2 separate regions of the Homo sapiens genome follow, and region 2 is linked to region 1. Evidence: read pairs that join two places in POLR2A ChIA-PET (ENCODE). Cell type or tissue: PC-9. All regions are shown on one strand. Links, peaks and the distances in the headings refer to the core of each region. The heading gives the core; the rest is flanking DNA. Region 1 overlaps LOC105373909 (a long non-coding RNA gene). Region 2 overlaps DOCK10 (dedicator of cytokinesis 10).

Evidence for each region. ChIA-PET counts read pairs that join two places held together with the same protein. Peaks named below come from ENCODE experiments on the same cell type or tissue, not always from the same donor. Only the 100,000 strongest peaks of a DNase experiment are listed, where the experiment ranks them.
Region 2: POLR2A ChIA-PET joins it to region 1 with 5 read pairs; 2 of 35 experiments call an interaction of 5 or more read pairs at or near these places.

Annotation. Positions count from the first base shown.
Region 1 is chr2:224,653,513-224,666,372 of GRCh38, forward strand. LOC105373909 (a long non-coding RNA gene) reads left to right here. Exons shown (of 3, transcript XR_923955.1): 3 at 11,363-11,445. Among named protein-coding and RNA genes, the nearest start is that of CCDC195, 56 kb to the right of the region's middle. In PC-9, for the core only: no CTCF peak of the experiment used is centred there; a DNase peak (open chromatin) is centred at 5,486.
Region 2 is chr2:224,819,182-224,823,181 of GRCh38, forward strand. DOCK10 (dedicator of cytokinesis 10) reads right to left here. Exons shown (of 56, transcript NM_014689.3): 29 at 265-348. Among named protein-coding and RNA genes, the nearest start is that of CCDC195, 100 kb to the left of the region's middle. In PC-9, for the core only: no CTCF peak of the experiment used is centred there; no DNase peak of the experiment used is centred there.

The sequences.
Region 1 (12,860 bases), core at 3,814-7,813:
GGTAAAACTGCATAATGTCATAAATGTGCATCCTCCAAACTTTTTATCTTTTACTTTATTTTATAAGGTCCACCTTTGGAGGAACCATAAGGTTCTGAAATCAATAAAAACTAAGTACATTCTTATGATTAAAGTAATACTCTACCATAATGGATAGCAGCATTTGTCTAAATCCGGGATACTTAATGTTGCAAAGACCTTGGTCTCACAGGGCAGACTATAGTCAGACCCATAGTTTGATGCAGTGTGATTTTCCTGTTGCTGGCGTTGAACCCAGTGGTCATCAAGTTGCATTTTTCCCCGAGGTTTGTATTCTGCCAAAATTTGGCTGGAAAATTATTTTCTTGTGGATCTGATTTTAAAAGACATTCACAGATAGGTGCAGTGTCCCACGTTTGTAATCCCAGCACTAGGGAGGCCACCCAGGGGGATTGCTTGAGGCCAGGAGTTTGAGACTAGCCTGGGCAGCATGGTAAGACCCTGTCTCTTAAAAAAACAAAACGAAGGTTAGCAGGGCATGGTGGCTCACACTTGTAGTCCCAGCTACTCCAGAAGCTGAATTAGGAGGATCACTTGAGCCCTGGAGATTAAGGATGCAGTGAACTGTGATGGTGCCATTGCACTCCAGTCTGTGTGACAGAATGAGTCCTTGTCTGTGATTTAAAAAAATCTTTTTAATTAAAAAAAAACTAAAGGACACTCACAAGAGCAAACTAACAGCCTTGAGCTTGAAGAGCTCTAATTTGGTATCTACTTGTTACCCCTGCAATGTCTTTCCTCTCTTCACTTCTCACAGAGATCAACCATGCCTACTTGTCTCCCTCCATTCAGACCAGATTTATTTAGCAGAAAGCTTTTTGAAAGAAGTCATATGGATTTCAGGTCGGCATGGTGGCTCACGCCTGTAATCCCAGCACTTTGGGAGGCCAAGGTGGGTGGATCACCTGAGGTCAGGAGTTCGAGCCCAGCCTGGCCAACATGGTGAAACTCCATGTCTACTAAAAATACAAAAAATTAGCTGGGTGTGGTGGCACACACCTGTAGTCCCAGCTACTCAGGAGGTTGAGGCAGGAGAACCGTTTGAACCCGGGAGGCAGAGGTTGCAGTGAGCCAAGATTGAGCCATTGCACTCCAGCCTGGGTGACAAGAGTGAAACTCCATCTCAAAAGAGAGAGAGAGAGAGAGAGAAAAAAAAAAAAGAAGTCATATGAGTTTCTTTCCTTATCCCAACTCCCATGGCTATATCTGGCTCTTTCTGAAGTAGAATATGATGCTTGAAAGGTGGCTTTTAACTCAGGCGGAAAGGATGTGTTCTTGGGCAAGAGAGAGGAAAATGGTCTTTGACATGGTCAGAGAAGCTCTAGAAATCTGTTAGTAGTTTCACCAGCTCTCATATTTTCGGAGGTTTATAAATTGGTAGTAAAATAATTCCCAGGCTCTGTAACATAAGTTTAAAGAAGGTGAAAAAATCTCTTAAACATTATTTCAGTGGTGGGAACATATGTTGAGGTCAGAAAAGTTTTTTGAAAAATCAATGATCCAGCCAATCTTTAAATGTTATGCCTTGAGAGAGGTGAGGGCCAGGTGCTGTGGCTCATGCCTGTAATCCCAGTGAGAGGTGACAACGTGCTAGCAGCCCTTGCTCGCTCTCAGCACCTCCTCGGCCTTGGCATCCGCTCTGGCCATGCTTCAGGAGCCCTTCAGCCCGCTGCTGCATGGTGGGAGCCCCTCTCTGGGCTGGCCGTGGCCGGAGCTGGCACCCTCTGCTTGCAGGGAGGTGTGGAGGGAGAGGCGCAGGCGGGAACTGGGGCTGCACGTGGTGCTCATGGGCCAGCGCGAGTTCCGGGTGTGCACGGGCTCAGCGGGCCCTGCACTCAGAGCTGCCGGCCAGTGCCGCTGGCCCCAGGCAGTGAGGGGCTTAGCACTGTGGCCAGCAGCTGTGGAGGGGGCGCTGGGTCCCCCAGCACTGCCGGCCGGCCTGCGCGGTGCTCGAATTCTCGCCTGGCCTCAGCCGCCTCCGGAGGGGCAGGGCTGGGGACCTTCAGCCCACCATGCCCAAGCCCCACCCCCCACCCCAGTCATGGGCTCCTGCACGGCCTGAGCCTCCCCAACAGACGCCAGCCCCCTGCTCCGTGGCGCCCGGTCCCATAGACTGCCCAAGGGCTGAGGAGTGCAGGTGCAGAGCGTGGGACTGGTGAGCAACTCCGCCCCCAGCCCTGGCACGGATCCACTAGGTGAAGCCAGCTGGGCTCCTGAGTCAGGTGGGGACTTAGAGAACTTTTATGTCTAGCTGGAGGATTGTATATGCACCAGTCAGCACTCTGTGTCTAGCTCGGGGTTCATGGGTGCACCAATCAGCACTCTGTATCTAGCTCATCTGGTGGGGACTTGGAGAACCTTTTTTTTTTTTCTGAGACGAAGTCTCACTTTTTCACCCAGGCTGGAGTGCAGTGGCACTATCTATGCTCACTGCAAGCTCCGCCTCCCCGGTTCATGCCATTCTTCTGTCTCAGCCTTCTGAGTAGCTGGGACTACAGGTGCCCGCCACTGCGCCGCCTGGCTAATTTTTTTTGTATTTTTAGTAGAGATGGGGTTTCACCTTGTTATCCAGGATGGTCTCCATCTCCTGACCTCGTGATCCGCTAGCCTTGGCCTCCCAAAGTGCTGGGATTACAGGCGTGAGCCACTGCGTCGGGCCAAGACTTGGAGAACTTATATGTCTAGCTAAAGGATTGTAAATGCACCAATAAGCACTCTGTGTCTAGCTCAAGGTTTGTAAACACACCAATCAGCACTCTGTGTCTAGCTCAAGGTTTGTAAATGCACCAATCAGCACCCTGTGTCTAGCTCAAGGTTTGTAAATGCACCAATCAGTGCTCTGTGTCTAGCTAATCTAGTGGGGACTTGGAGAACTTTTACCTCTAGCTGGAGGATTGTAAATACACCAATCAGCACTCTGTGTCTAGTTCAGTGATTGTAAATGCACCAATCAGCACCCTGTCAAAACGGACCAATAAGCTCTCTGCAAAATGGACCAATCAGCTTTCTGTAAAATGGGCCAATCAGCAGGATGTGGGTGGGGTCAGATAAGGGAATAAAAGCAGGCTGCCAGAGCCAGCAGCAGCAGCCGGCTTGGGTCCCCTTCAACACTGTGGAAGATTTGTTGTTTTGCTCTTTGCAATAAATGTTGGTCCTGCTCACTCTTTAGATCCGCACTACCTTTATGAGCTGTAACATTCACCGTGAAGGTCTGCAGCTTCACTCCTGAGGCCAGCAAGGCCATGAACCCACAGGGAGGAATGACTAACTCCAGACGGGAGGAATGAACAGCTCTAGACGCGCAGCCTTAAGAGCTGTAACACTCATCGTGAAGGTCTGCAGCTTCACTCGTGAAGCCAGGGAGACCATGAATCCACCAGAAAGAACAAACTCCGAATGTGTCTGAATATGAGAAGGAACAAACTCTGGACACACCTTCTTTAAGAACTGTAACACCCACCGAGAGGGTGTGCGGCTTTATTCTTGAAGTCAGTGAGACCATGAACCCGCCAATTGTGGACACACCAGCACTATGGTAGGTTGAGGCAGGTGCATTGCTTGACCCCAGGAGTTCAAGACCAGTTTGGGCAACACCGTGAAACCCCATCTCTACTAAAAATACAAAAATAAGCCAGGTATGGTGGTGTGTGCCTGTAGTCCCAGCTATTCAGGGGGCTAAGGCGGGAGGATCACCTGAGCCCAGAAGGTCAAGGCTGCAGTGAGACATAATTGTGCCACTGCACTGCAGCCTGGGCTACAGAAGGAGACCCTGTCTTGGGGCGGGGGGGGGGGGGGGGGGAAGGACACTACATGGCAGGGTCCGGGATCCAATGAGACCAGACTCCAGCATCACCCCATGGCTGGATCCATCAGATCATGCCTGTGGGCATCACCTCATTGCAAGATCCAATTAGATCACACCTCATTACCTCATGCTTATAAAACTCAACCCAGCCCTCAGCTCTCGGAGACAGATTTGAGCATTTCCTCTTATCACTTTGTCAGTATAGTCATAACAAACCTTTCTTGCTGCACAAGCCCGTGTTTTGGTGTTTGGCCATTGAGCGAGGGCAAATGATCTCAGTTTGGACACGTATGAGTGTGTCCACATACACATGTTAGCATCAACTAAACTGTTCTGGATAACCTTGGGCCAGGTAAGGGTTCAGGCTAACTTGGCAGATTTTTTCATTAAAAGGCCAGATAGCAATATTTTAGGCTTTGCTGGCTACGGAAGGTATCTGTCACATATTTTTGTTGTTGTTGTTGTTGTTGTTTTTTACAACCCTTTAAAACTTGGATGAGCTTCAAAAGCATGCTAAGTGAAAGATACCATACACAAAAGGTGGCATATTGTGTGTTTCAATTTATATGATATATCCAGAATAGGCAAGTCCGTGGAGACAGCAGATTGGCGGTTGCCAGGAGCTAGGGGAGGAGGAAAGGAGCGACTGTTTAATGGGCATGATTACTCTTTTTGGGGTGATGAAATGTTTTGGAACTGGATAGGTGAGGTTGCACAACATTGTAAATGTACTAAATGAAATTATTTCACTTAAACATGGCATTGTTAAATTTAAAATGTTTCAGTTTCTGTGATATGAATTTCTGTTATGTGAATTTCAATTTATTTATTTATTTATTTATTTTGAGACGGAGTCTTGCTCTTTCACCCAGGCTGGACTGCAGTGGCGCTACCTCGGCTCACTGCAAGCTCCACCTCCCGGGGTTCACGCCATTCTCCTGCCTCAGCCTCCTGAGTAGCTGGGACTACAGGTGCCCACCACCACGCCCGGCTAATTTTTTTTGTATTTTTAGTAGAGACGGGGTTTCACTTTGTTAGCAAGGATGGTCTCGATCTCCTGACGTCGTGATCCGCCCGCCTCAGCCTCCCAAAGTGCTGGGATTACAGGCGTGAGCCACAGCGCCCGGCCATGAATTTCAATATAAAATGGTTCAATTTCAGTTTTCTGAATTTCACCTCAAGGAAAACAAACAAATACCTTAAAGAACATTCTTAGCTCAAAAGCCTTAAAAAAACAGGCTAGAGGATGAACTTGGCTGCAGGGTCATCATTTGTGGGCTCTTGGGCTAAAGGAAGGGCTAATTTCTTTTGTCAGAAGTAAGGAGTATATAATGATAAGTTCTCTGGAGCATAAATTTTGTATTAGTCATATTTATTAATTCATTCCACAGAGCATTACCCAGGGGGACATATGCGGTGCCCTAGTTACAGCAGTGGGCAAGGCAGACATTTTGCCACCCTCATGGAGCTTAGTCCTTTACTTATTTTTACTTCCTCAGGATTCAGACAACAAGCAGAGGCCAATTTATGGGGCTGCATGACAGTTTATTGCATTTGAGCATTTTTCTAATTTGGGTTTCTTATAACAACAAAGGCCAATGTGTGTTTGTGTGTGAATGTTTTGCAACTAGACAGATGTGAAGGTTACCCAACATTGTGAATGTGCTGAATGGAATTGTTCTATTCAAACATGGCATTATTTGTTTTAAAATGCATTATGTGAGTTTGAAGTTATGTGAATTTCACCTCAACAAAAACAATGTAAAAAAACCATTCTCAGCTTGAAGGCCTTAATATCCTTATGGAGATATAATTCATATAACCATACAACTCCTCCATGTAAAGTGTGCAATTCAATGGGTTTTGTATATTCATAGAGTTGTGCAACTATCACCATAATAAGTTTTGAAACATTTTTTTCTCCCTAAGAAAGCCCTGTGCCCTTGAGTTGTTGCTATGGACTGAATTCTATATCCCTCTCCCCATAATTTATATGCTGAAGCCCTAATCTCCAATGTAATGGTATTTGGAGGTGGGGCCTTTGGAAGATAATAGGTTTAGATGAAGTCAGGAGATTGGGACCCTCATGATAGGATTAGGGCCCTTATAATAAGAGACCCCAGAGAACTTGCTTGTTTTCTCTTCTCTCACCATAGAAGAAAGCCTCCACCAGATACAGGCACTATTGGTACCTTGATCTTAGACTTCCAGCGTCTTTAATTATGAGAAAATAAATTTCTTTCATTTAAGTTACCTAGTATGTGGTATTTTGTTATGGTAGCCTGAACTGATTAAGACAGCTATCATTCCCCTATGTGTCCTTCTCTGCCCACCTCCCACCTCCTTCCCCCAGCCCCAGGCAACCACTAGTCAACTTTCTGTCCCTGTGGGTTCGCCTATTCCGGACATTTTACATACATGGAATTGAGGCAGGAGAATAGGGGCTGGAGGCCGGGAACCTAAGGACTCCCTAGAACTAAATCAAACAGAAACACTTCAGTGATGAAAGGAAATATCCTCTTCATTTACATAGGGCATACACTGAGTGACTTTGTAACTTCTCTTTAGTGTCTTCATTTACATAGCACATACTCCATTGGAACCCTCCAGAGGCTATTTAAACCCCAGAAAATTCTGTAACGAGGCTCTTGAGCCCCTATGCTCGGACCACTTCCACCCTGTGGAGTGCACTTTCATTTTCAATAAATCTCTGCTTTTGTTGCTTCATTCTGTCCTTGCTTTGTTTGTACGTTTTGTCAATTCTTTGTTCAAGATGCCAAGATCCTGGACACCTTCCATTGGTAACAGAATCATACGATATGTAGCCTCTTTCACTTAGCATAATGTTTTCGAGGTTCATCTACACTGTAGCATGTATCAGTATAATCATTATATCATTTCTTCTTTCCTTTTTTTTTTTTTTTGAGACAGAGTATCGCTCTGTCGCCCAGGCTGGAGTGCAGTGGTGCAATCTCAGCTCACTGCAACCTCTGCCTCCAGGTTCACGCGATTCTCCTGCCTCAGCCTCCTGAGTAGCTGGGATTACAGGTGCGTGCCACCATGCCCGACTAATTTTTTGTATTTTTAGTAGAGATGGGGTTTCACTGTGTTAGCCAGGATGGTCTCGATCTCCTGACCTCGTGATCCACCCGCCTTGGCCCCTCAAAGTGCTGGGATTAGAGGCGTGAACCACCACGCCCGGTCCCCCAACCCCCCCTTCTTTTTTGAGACAGGGTCTCACTCTGTTGTTCAGGCTGGAGTGCCATGGTAAGATCATAGCTCACTGGAGCCTCCAACTCCTGTGCTCGAGCAGTCCTTCTCAGCCTCTCAAGCAGCTGGACGACAGGCGCATGCCACCATGCCTGGCTAATGAAATTTTTTTTTTTTTTTTTTTTGTAGTGACAGGGTCTTGATTTCTTGCCTAGGCTAGTCTCCAACTCCTAGCTTCAAATAGTCTCCTCGTTTCAGCCTTCCAAAGTGCTGAGATTATAGGTATGAGCCACCATGCCCACCCAACATTTATTTTTATTGCGGAATAATACTTCAGAGTATGGTATTTATATAGCTGTAAGTTTTTGTGGCTACAGTTTGTGCTGGGTAGAGTTTGTCCCTGTTGTAGAAAAGGACAGTCCTGGTAGGTGGAATGTCTAGATAAGCCCATCCTAGAAAGAGGGTGTATTAGTCTGTTTTCATGCTGCTGATAAAGACATACCTGAGACTGGGAAGGAGAAGAGGTTTAATTGGACTTACAGTTCCACATGGCTATGGAGGCCTCAGAATCATAACAGGAGGCGAAAGGCACTTCTTTGTTTGTTTTTTGAGACGGAGTCTCATTCTGTCACCAGGTTGGAGTGCAGTGGTGTGATCTTGGCTCACTGCAACCTGTGCCTCCTGGGTTCAAGCGATTCTCCTGCCTCAGCCTCCCAAGTAGCTGGGATTATAGGTGCCTGTGACTATGCCTGGCTAATTTTTGTATTTTTAGTAGAGTTGGGGTTTCAGCATGTTGGCCAGGATGGTCTCAATCTCTTGACCTCGTTATCTGCCCGCCTCAGCCTCCCAAAGTACTGGGATTACAGGCATGAGCCACCGTGCTTGGCCGTGAAAGGCACTTCTTACATGGCGGCAGCAAGAGAAAATGAGGAAGAAGCAAAAGTGGAAACCCTTGATAAACCCATTGGTTATCACCAGACTTACTCATTATCATGAGAATAGCATGGGAAAGACCAGCCCCCATGATTCAATTACCTTCCACTGGGTTCCTCCCACAACATGTGGGAATTCTGGGAGCTACAATTCAAGTTGAGATTTGAATGGGGACACAGCCAAACCATATCATTCCACACCTGGCCCCTCCAAATCTCATGTCCTCACATTTCAAAACCAATCATGCCTTACCAACAGTCTGCCAAAATCTTAACTCATTTCAGCATTAACCCGAAAGTCCACAGTCCAAAGTCTCATCTGAGACAAGGCAAGTCCCTTCCACCTACGAGCCTGTAAAATCAAAAGCAAGCTAGTTACTTCCTAGATACAATAGGGGCACAAGCGTTGGGTAAATACAGCCATTCCAAATGGGAGAAATTGGCCAAAACGAAGTAGTGACAGGGCTTATGCAAGTCCAAAATCCAGTGGGGAAGTCCAATTCCAAAAATGATCTCCTTTGACTCCAGGTCTTACATCCAGTTCACGCTGATGCAAAATGTGGGTTCTCATGGTCTTGGGCAGCTCTGCCCCTGTGGCTTTGCAGGGTACTGCCTCCCTCCTGGCTTCTCCCTCCCACCTACCAGGACTGTCCTTTTCTACAACAGGCACAAACTCTAGCCAGCACAAATTGTAGCCACAAAAACTTACAGCTGTATAAATATCATACAATGAAACATTACTCCACAACAAAAAGAAATTACAGGTGGGCATGGTGGCTTATACCTGTAATCTCAGGACTTTGGGAGGCTGAGGTGAGGAGATTATTTGAAGCTAGGAGATGGAGACCAGCCTGGGGAAGAAATCAAGACCCTGTCTTTAACAAAAAAAAAAAAAAAATTTTTTTTCATGGGCCGGCATTGAGTGCCTGTGGCTTTTCCAGGTGCATGGAGCAAGCTGTTGGTGGATCTACCATTCTGGGGTTTGGAAGATGATGGCCCTCTTCTCAAAGCTCCACTAGGCAGTGCCCCAGTAGGGACTCTGTGTGGGGGCTCTGACCCCACATTTCCCTTCTGTACTGCCCTAGAAGAGGTTCTTCATGAGGGCCCTGCCCCTGCAGCAAACTTTTGCCTGGGCATCCAGGCATTTCCATACATCTTCTGAAATCTAGGTGGAGGTTCCCAAACCTCAATTCTTGACTTCTGTGCACCTGCAGACTTAACCACATGGAAGCTGCCAAGGCTTGGGGCTTCCATCCTCTGAAGCTACAGCCCGAACTGTACATTGGCCCCTTTCAGCCATGGCTGGAGTGGCTGGGACATGGGGCACCAAGTCCCTAGGCTGCATACAGCATGAGGACCCTGGGCCTGGCCCACAAAACCACTTTTTCCTCCTGGGCCTCTGGGCCTGTGATGGTAGGGGCTGCTGTGAAGGTCTCTCACATACCCTGGAGACATTTTTCCCATGGTCTTGGGGATTAACATTAGACTCCTTGCTACTTATGCAAATTTCTGCAGCTGGCTTGAATTTCCCCTCAAAAAATGGATTGTTCTTTTAACTGCATCATCAGGCTGCAAGTTTCCAAACTTTTATGATCTGTTTCCCTCTTAAAATGGAATGCTTTTAATAGTACCCAACTCACCTCTTGAATGCTTTTCTGCTTAGAAATTTCTTCTGCCAGATACCTAAATCATGTCTCTCAAGTTCAAAGTTCCACAGATCTCTAGGGCAGGGGCAAAATGCTGCCAGTCTCTTTGCTAAAATGTAACAAGAGTCACTTTTGCTTCAGTTGCCAACAAGTTCCTTATCTCCATCTGAGACCACCTCAGCCTGGACCTTATTGTTCATATCACTATTAGCATTTTTGTCAAAGCCATTCAACAAATCTCTGGGAAGTTCCAAACTTTCCCACATTTTCCTGTTTTCTTCTGAGCCCTCCAAACTGCGCCAACCTCTGCCTGTTACCCAGTTCCAAAGTTGCTTTCACATTTTTTGCATGTCTTTTCAGCAACACCCTGCTCCTGGTACTAATTTACTGTATTAGTCCGTTTTCATACTGCTGATAAAAGACATACCTGAGACTGGGAAGAAAAAGAGGTTTAATTGGACTTACAGTTCCACATGGCTGGGAGGCCTCAGAATCATGGCAGGAGGCAAAAGACACTTCTTACATGGTGGTGGCAAGAGAAAATGAGGAAGAAGCAAAAGTGGAAACCCCTGATAAACCCATCAGATCTCTTGAGACTTATTCATTATCATGAGAATATCATGGGAAAGGCTGGCCCCCATGATTCAATTACCTCCCCCAGGTCCCTCCCACAACACATGGGAATTCTGGGAGATACAATTCAAGTTGAGATTTGAATGGGGACACACCCAAACCATAATAGAGGGAGCTGTTTTCCAGAACAGAGTCCTCTTTTCCTTTCTCTGGACCTTTAATTGTTGCTTCCTCTGTGGGCCTGCTCTGAATACTGTGAGGTCTGGGGCAGGAGTCCAAATGGAGGCCATTGTGCCATATGTGCAAATATGTAAAAGTTATAAATCAAGGCACCAAACTGTTATATAAGACATATTGTGTCCTCATCTTCACAATGATTAGAAGGCTTGTTTCAATTTAATTTAATGTATTTATTTGTTTTTGAGAAAGGGTGTCTCTCTGTCACCCAGGTTGGAGTGCAGTGGCATCATGATCATGGCTCCCTGCTGCCTCCATCTCATGGGCTCAAGTGATCCTCCTACCTCAGCCTCCTGAGTAGCTGGGAATACAGAAGCATGCCACCACTCTTGGCTAATTAAAAAAAATATTTAAAAGTTTTTTTTATAGAGTTGTGTCTCACTATGTTGCCCAGGCTGGTCTTGAACTCCTGGGCTCAAGTAATCCTCCCACCTTGGCCTCTCAAAGTGCTGGGATTACAGGCATGAGCCACTGCATGCAGCCCTGGTTTCAGTTTTAGAATTATTGGAATCCTTGGACGTCCCTGCCTCTATGCATCTGTGACTTTCCTTTTCCCATCTGAGCTCCATCTTGCTCTGCAAGAAACCTTCTGCAATGGTTCTCCCCACATCTCACATACATAACTGCTTTTTGGCCACTCTGGTCTCAGTATGAGGAGCCTGGGAAGAGCTTAGGCTCTGGAATCAGGCGTGGGACTCTTTGGGCAGAAGATTCTGAGGTTCTGTATATGTGGATCATGGTTCAGAAGAAGAAAATGTGGGATCCAGGGGAGTATGTCCACTGGGCTTGTAGACTCCTTGGTCTGTGGGGAGAGCCAGTAGCCAGATGAAGGCCAGAGTGGGTTCCTCTAATGTGTGAGGTTCAGTTTTGCAGCCCTTGTTGCTTGAGACCAAAGGCAGTACTGTTTCTGTGGTTCCCAGGTAATGGAGACTTGATTTCCAGCAATCAGAAAAGCCTCACCAAGCTTGCTTATCCTTTCCTACCTGGAGTGAGACCCACACCGTCTCAAAGACAAGGTGAGAAACCATTATATTTGCTTCACCGAGATGGATTTTAGAAAGCCTAAACCATCACTTAACCTCATTTGATCCAGAATATCCCCTCTGAGAAACACTGTGTGTGTGTGGTCTTGAACTCCTGGGCTCAAGTAATCCTCCGACACACATTGGTATGTCCATGCTAACTTAAAGGCTGAGCAGATGCCACCAAATCTTGATGTTCTTTTGTGTCTGCTTATTGCAGTTTCCAATTAGGTGCTCAGGATACTTTTGCCTTGCCCTCCCAAACTGCTGTGGTTATAGGCATGAGCCACTGTGCCTGGCCTAGAATTTTTAACTGTATTCAGTAAGGACTATTTTAGTATCAAGTAACAGAAATTGTACTTAAACTGGACGAAAAAGAATACATATTTCTCTTTTCTCCAGAAAAGAGAAATACATATTGCCCACTTATCTAGAAAGTCAAGCAGTAGTGTTGCAGGCACAGCTTCACCAATAATATGGGGCCCAACGTCACCAATAATATGTCCCTCTCAATTCCCGATTCTGTTTCTCTTCATGTTGGCTTCATTTTTGGGCAAGTTCTCTCTTGTGGTGACAAAGAAGGCATCATGCAAGGTTAGCATCTTCAGGAAAAGCTCATCTTTCACAACAGTTATAATAAAAGGACCAGATTCAATTCTTTTTGAAACATCATGGGTCATGTGCCCCACCCTGAATCAGTCAATGTGGCCAGGGAAATGGGATGCACCTATTGGCTAATTTGAATCACATGCTTCTCTTTAGAGACAGGAGGTTTGTGGGTATGAGGTCGACTCATCTAATCCTGTAACCTAAGTGTTGGGAAAGGGTTAGTTCCTTGAAAGACCAGGCACTGACTTCTAGAGGGTGGCTGGATGTTGGCCAGGCCAAAACAGTAGTTATCTCCTACAAGACTGCAAAATCTAATGGGCTTTAGAGTCTGCCTTTAAAAGTGGGGACAATAAAATGTGCCTTACCTTACTTCACAGGATCAAATTCAATCCCTCAAATGAATTCTAAAAATTATAAAGGATTTTACAAAGGCAAGGTAATGTTATGTTACCTTTCACAGGTGATTTAACTAAAGGAATATGTAGAAAGACATTACTAGGGGCAGGCACGATGGCTCACGCTTGTAATCCCAACACTTTGGGAGACTGAGGCGGGCGGATCACGAGGTCAGGAGATGGAGACCATGCTGGTTAACATGGTGAAACTCCGTCTCTACTAAAAATACAAAAAGTAGCCGGGCGTAGTGGCAGGTGCCTTTAATCCCAGCTACTCAGGAGGCTGAGGTAGGAGAGTCACTGAAACCCAGGAGGTGGAGGTTGCAGTGACCCGAGATCGTGCCACTGCACTCTAGCCTAGGTGACAGATTGAGACTTCGTCTCAAAAAAAA
Region 2 (4,000 bases), core at 1-4,000, 160 kb after region 1:
GTAGCTGCAAAGAGCCATTCTCTTCACCACCCACAGGAAATAGAAATGAAATGTAAACACTTTCATTCCACTCTCCTTTGTCCCCATTAAGGAAGGACTTGGTAGGCACACTCAGCAGATGAAACATTAAAAGGCTGCCTCTCCTTGGCATAGAAATCACTTTCTGATACAGAGAATGGACTTAAGCAGGTATCCACAGAGACTACTTTATTTATTTACAATGCCATAGTTTAGAAAACAATCACTCCTGTACGTGGTTCTTACCTTAAGGTCACCGGAGGAGAACATGCTGATGTAATTGTTGACCATCTTAAACACATACCCTCGGTCCATAAATGTAAAGCAGCGCTAAAATAGATAAAATTCTAAATTTAAACACTTTTACTTGAAGAATCATTAAAGATTTTAGAAAATATGATTAAATATATTGAAGTAAAATAACACTAAACTAAATGTGTTGTATAATTAGGTATTTAAAAAATCTTCTAAAGATGTTTAAGCAGTCATCCACATATGGCAACTAAAATAACTACAATTTATATTAAAAATGAAAATGAAACAGGGCAATATACTAACAGAGAATAGGTACATTTAAAAATTCAGAAGAAAACAAGAAAAATTGAAAGGAAAAACAGAATGAAAGCATAAATGAATAAAACAAAAATATCAATCAGAAAGTTATAAATCTATATTGATTTTATAAAATGTCACTGGAGCTTTGCAATGAAATATTATAGCCCCTTCTTTTTTATACAGAAAGCTTTAGCTTTCGGTTGTCTACTTTTTTAACCACTTAGTTACATTTTATTATTTTCTTTTAATAATTCCATTTCACACTTATGGGGTTGTAAATCTTCTCCTGTACACACTGGGTCATAATGAGGAGTGGTAGAGACGAGTCAGGAAAGCCTTTTAAATCTCACTGGCCCCTTTTGACAGAGTAGCTCCTCTCCTTATCAGCTGAGGAAGCTTGCATTTGAAGGCTGAAGGAAGGAGATCGTAAGATTTCTATCAGCGAGCTGCTTACTACCTTTCTTATTCTGTGGTCAAATTCTCTTTACTGTATCAAGGAGAGTCTTAAACAGTAAGTAGGCTTGGAGGAGCACTTGCTCTCTCTCCAAAAGACGGATGGTCATGTAACCAGTAACCAAGCTACCACGGCCAAAGACTGCACAGGCAAAGTGTGGAGCAGGAGGAAGGGACCATAGTTCCCAACGCAGGATCTGGGGAGGCACTAGAGCAGGTGCCTCCCATAGTGGATCTGCAGCTCATTACTTGGTGTGTGAGTCTCATTCTATTCACCCACGTGGGTGTGAGTAAACATGCTGCTTGGGAAAATTCCACAGCTGGTGTGGAGTGCTTCTTTCTTGTCGAAAGTGTCCAGGATGATCCATTAAAATGGTTTTGCATTTCTTGGAGTCTCTCCTCAATTTTACTCACAGACAGGACTACACATAAAATCTTGCTATGGAGAGTGGACCAAGAGCTCTATGGAAAACATTCATTTATTCCAAAAGCACAAGCTATTTAAGCCAAGTAGAGTAGATATGAAGGGTTTTCACTTTTTAGAGACTTGCTTATCCATCCTTATCTGATATTTAGAGAGAAATACCACAGATGTTTAAACCAAGTCTCTCTCTAATATTAGGTGATTTCCAAATGGTTTTCAACAGCTCATTGAAACAAAGCAGTGGTTAGTCAGGCGAATGGGCTAAAAGATACGGCTATCCAATCAGCAAAATAAAAATCAGAATGAATCAGCCTTTGCTACCATCTTGGTATTGTGCTTCATAAAAAGAGTGTCTAAATAGGTATGTTCAGATAAGTAGAGCTGTGACCCAGGTGGGTGGCAAAAAGAAAAATGACAAAAGCTGCAATCATTTGAATCCTATTTACTTCACTGAGAGAATAGTTGAGAAATGTACAAGCTTTTTGGCATAATTGCTGAAAAAATATTACTTTCCCATAATGTGGGGTAAGGGAGGCTACCTTTTAATGTAGAACATTTTTATATGCCCACACACTGGTTCCCAGAGGTTCTTCTTGATTCTTGGAGACCAATTTTGAGCAACCCATGGAGTTACAATAATATTTTAATTGTTAAATTCCAATGTTGACTAATTCACAGTATTTGCTAATGTAGACTTCAATAACAAAAAGAGGTAGCAGTCATTTGAAGCCCCAATTGAGCAAATAACTATTGTTTGCTGGAAATATAAGAGATTTATGACATCAGCACTAGGAGTGGGCTGTGTTGAGCATCTGAAAACTCAAATTTATTGGAATTGCACCAAATGACTACGTTCAGTTTTACATTTTCAAAAATCACTTTCTTTTCCTTTCTTTTTTTTCTCTCCTAGCTCAAATGATTCATCTAATAAGTGTTCCAATTTTTTTTAATATTATGTGTCAAATAAATGCCATTAAAACTTCAAATTAGTAATAAGGAGGGTAACTATGAGGTCTTTTCCCTTTTTTAGAGACTTGCTTATTCGTCATTTTTTGCAGTTTAGGGAAGAATATTTCAGATGTTTCTTTCAATATATTTTATTTGCAAACTGAACTATACATAATTCTTTCTAAGTTTCCTAGTAAACTATTAGCATAGCAATAAACTTTATTCCCATAGGTCTTAAAATGTGGTAGAAAACTACAGTAACTTTTCCCCCCTTTAAACTTTTCCCCTTTAACACTTATCATTCTTGTCTCTTTCTGGAAGCAAGAAAAAAGTAAAAATCAGAGACAAAACCTTGAAGAAAAAAATAAATTCAGGATAAGAACACATACAGTGTATAATTTGAAATAGTTTTTAACACATTAAAAAAAAGAAATTAGGCTGGATTAAAGCTCACCAGTGACAAGTTGGGCCCATTTTCCACTTCTATAGGCTTTTAACTGTATATTATTAGCATTTATTTATACATTCTCACACTCACCCATATGTTCTGGTGACTACCATTAAGAAACAAGTCAAATGACTTCATAAAGGTTATAGTAGTCAAGAGTTAGACTAAAGAAGGAGGCACAGAAAACTATTATCTTTCTAATTGCTTGCATTATCTGTTAAATGGTATACTGTAATTATGTATCTTAGTTTTTTCTTCGACTTTGCATTTCTTTCCTCTCAGCTCAATATAAATGGTTGTAACCCAATGAAATATAACTAATTTCCATACATATCCAGTTTAGTAAGTAGCTACTCAATACTTTACTTGATAATTTTTCTTTCATGGGATCAGTGTGATCTTTCCATAATGTAAAAAACAGCGTGGGTCAACCTTGGTGGCTCACACCTGTCATCCCAGCACTTAGGGAGGCCAATCTCTTGAGCTCAGGAGTTTGAAACCAGCCTGGGCTACGTGGCAAAACCCCGTCTCTACAAAAAATACAAAAATTAGCCAGGTTTGTGTCTGTGTCCTACTCAGGAGGCTGAGGTGGGAGGATCGCCTGAGCCCAGGGAGGTTGAGGCTACAGTGAGTTGTGATCATGCCAGTGTGCTCCAGCTTGGGTTGACAGAGTGAGATCCTGTCTCAAAAAGAAATAAAGAAAAAAAAGAGCCTGGAGATAATAAACAAAAATGCTAAATTCCTGAAGCGTTTCCCAAAGTGGCTATTTGGTATCACTGTCAGAGCTAAAGCCATTATAACATCACTTTCAAAGGCAGAAATGTCCAAGAGAATAATATTACTGTAGTGCAGCTTCCTTTTTAAAAATTTCATTTTTTCTCTTAAAATATATTTAGAAATACTATGATTTGACTGCACTCAAATGGATACTTTTCTCTAACCTTAGTTTTTTTTTTCTTTCTTCCTGTCTTTTTTTTTTTTGAGACAGTCTCTCTCTGTCACCAGGCTAGAGTGCAGTGGTGTGATCTCGGCTCACTGCAACCTCCGCCTCCCAGGTTCAAGTGATTCTCCTGCCTCAGCCTCCCAAATAGCTAGGACTACAGGCACGCACCACCACGCCCAGCTAATTTTTGTATTTTTAGTAGACACGGGGT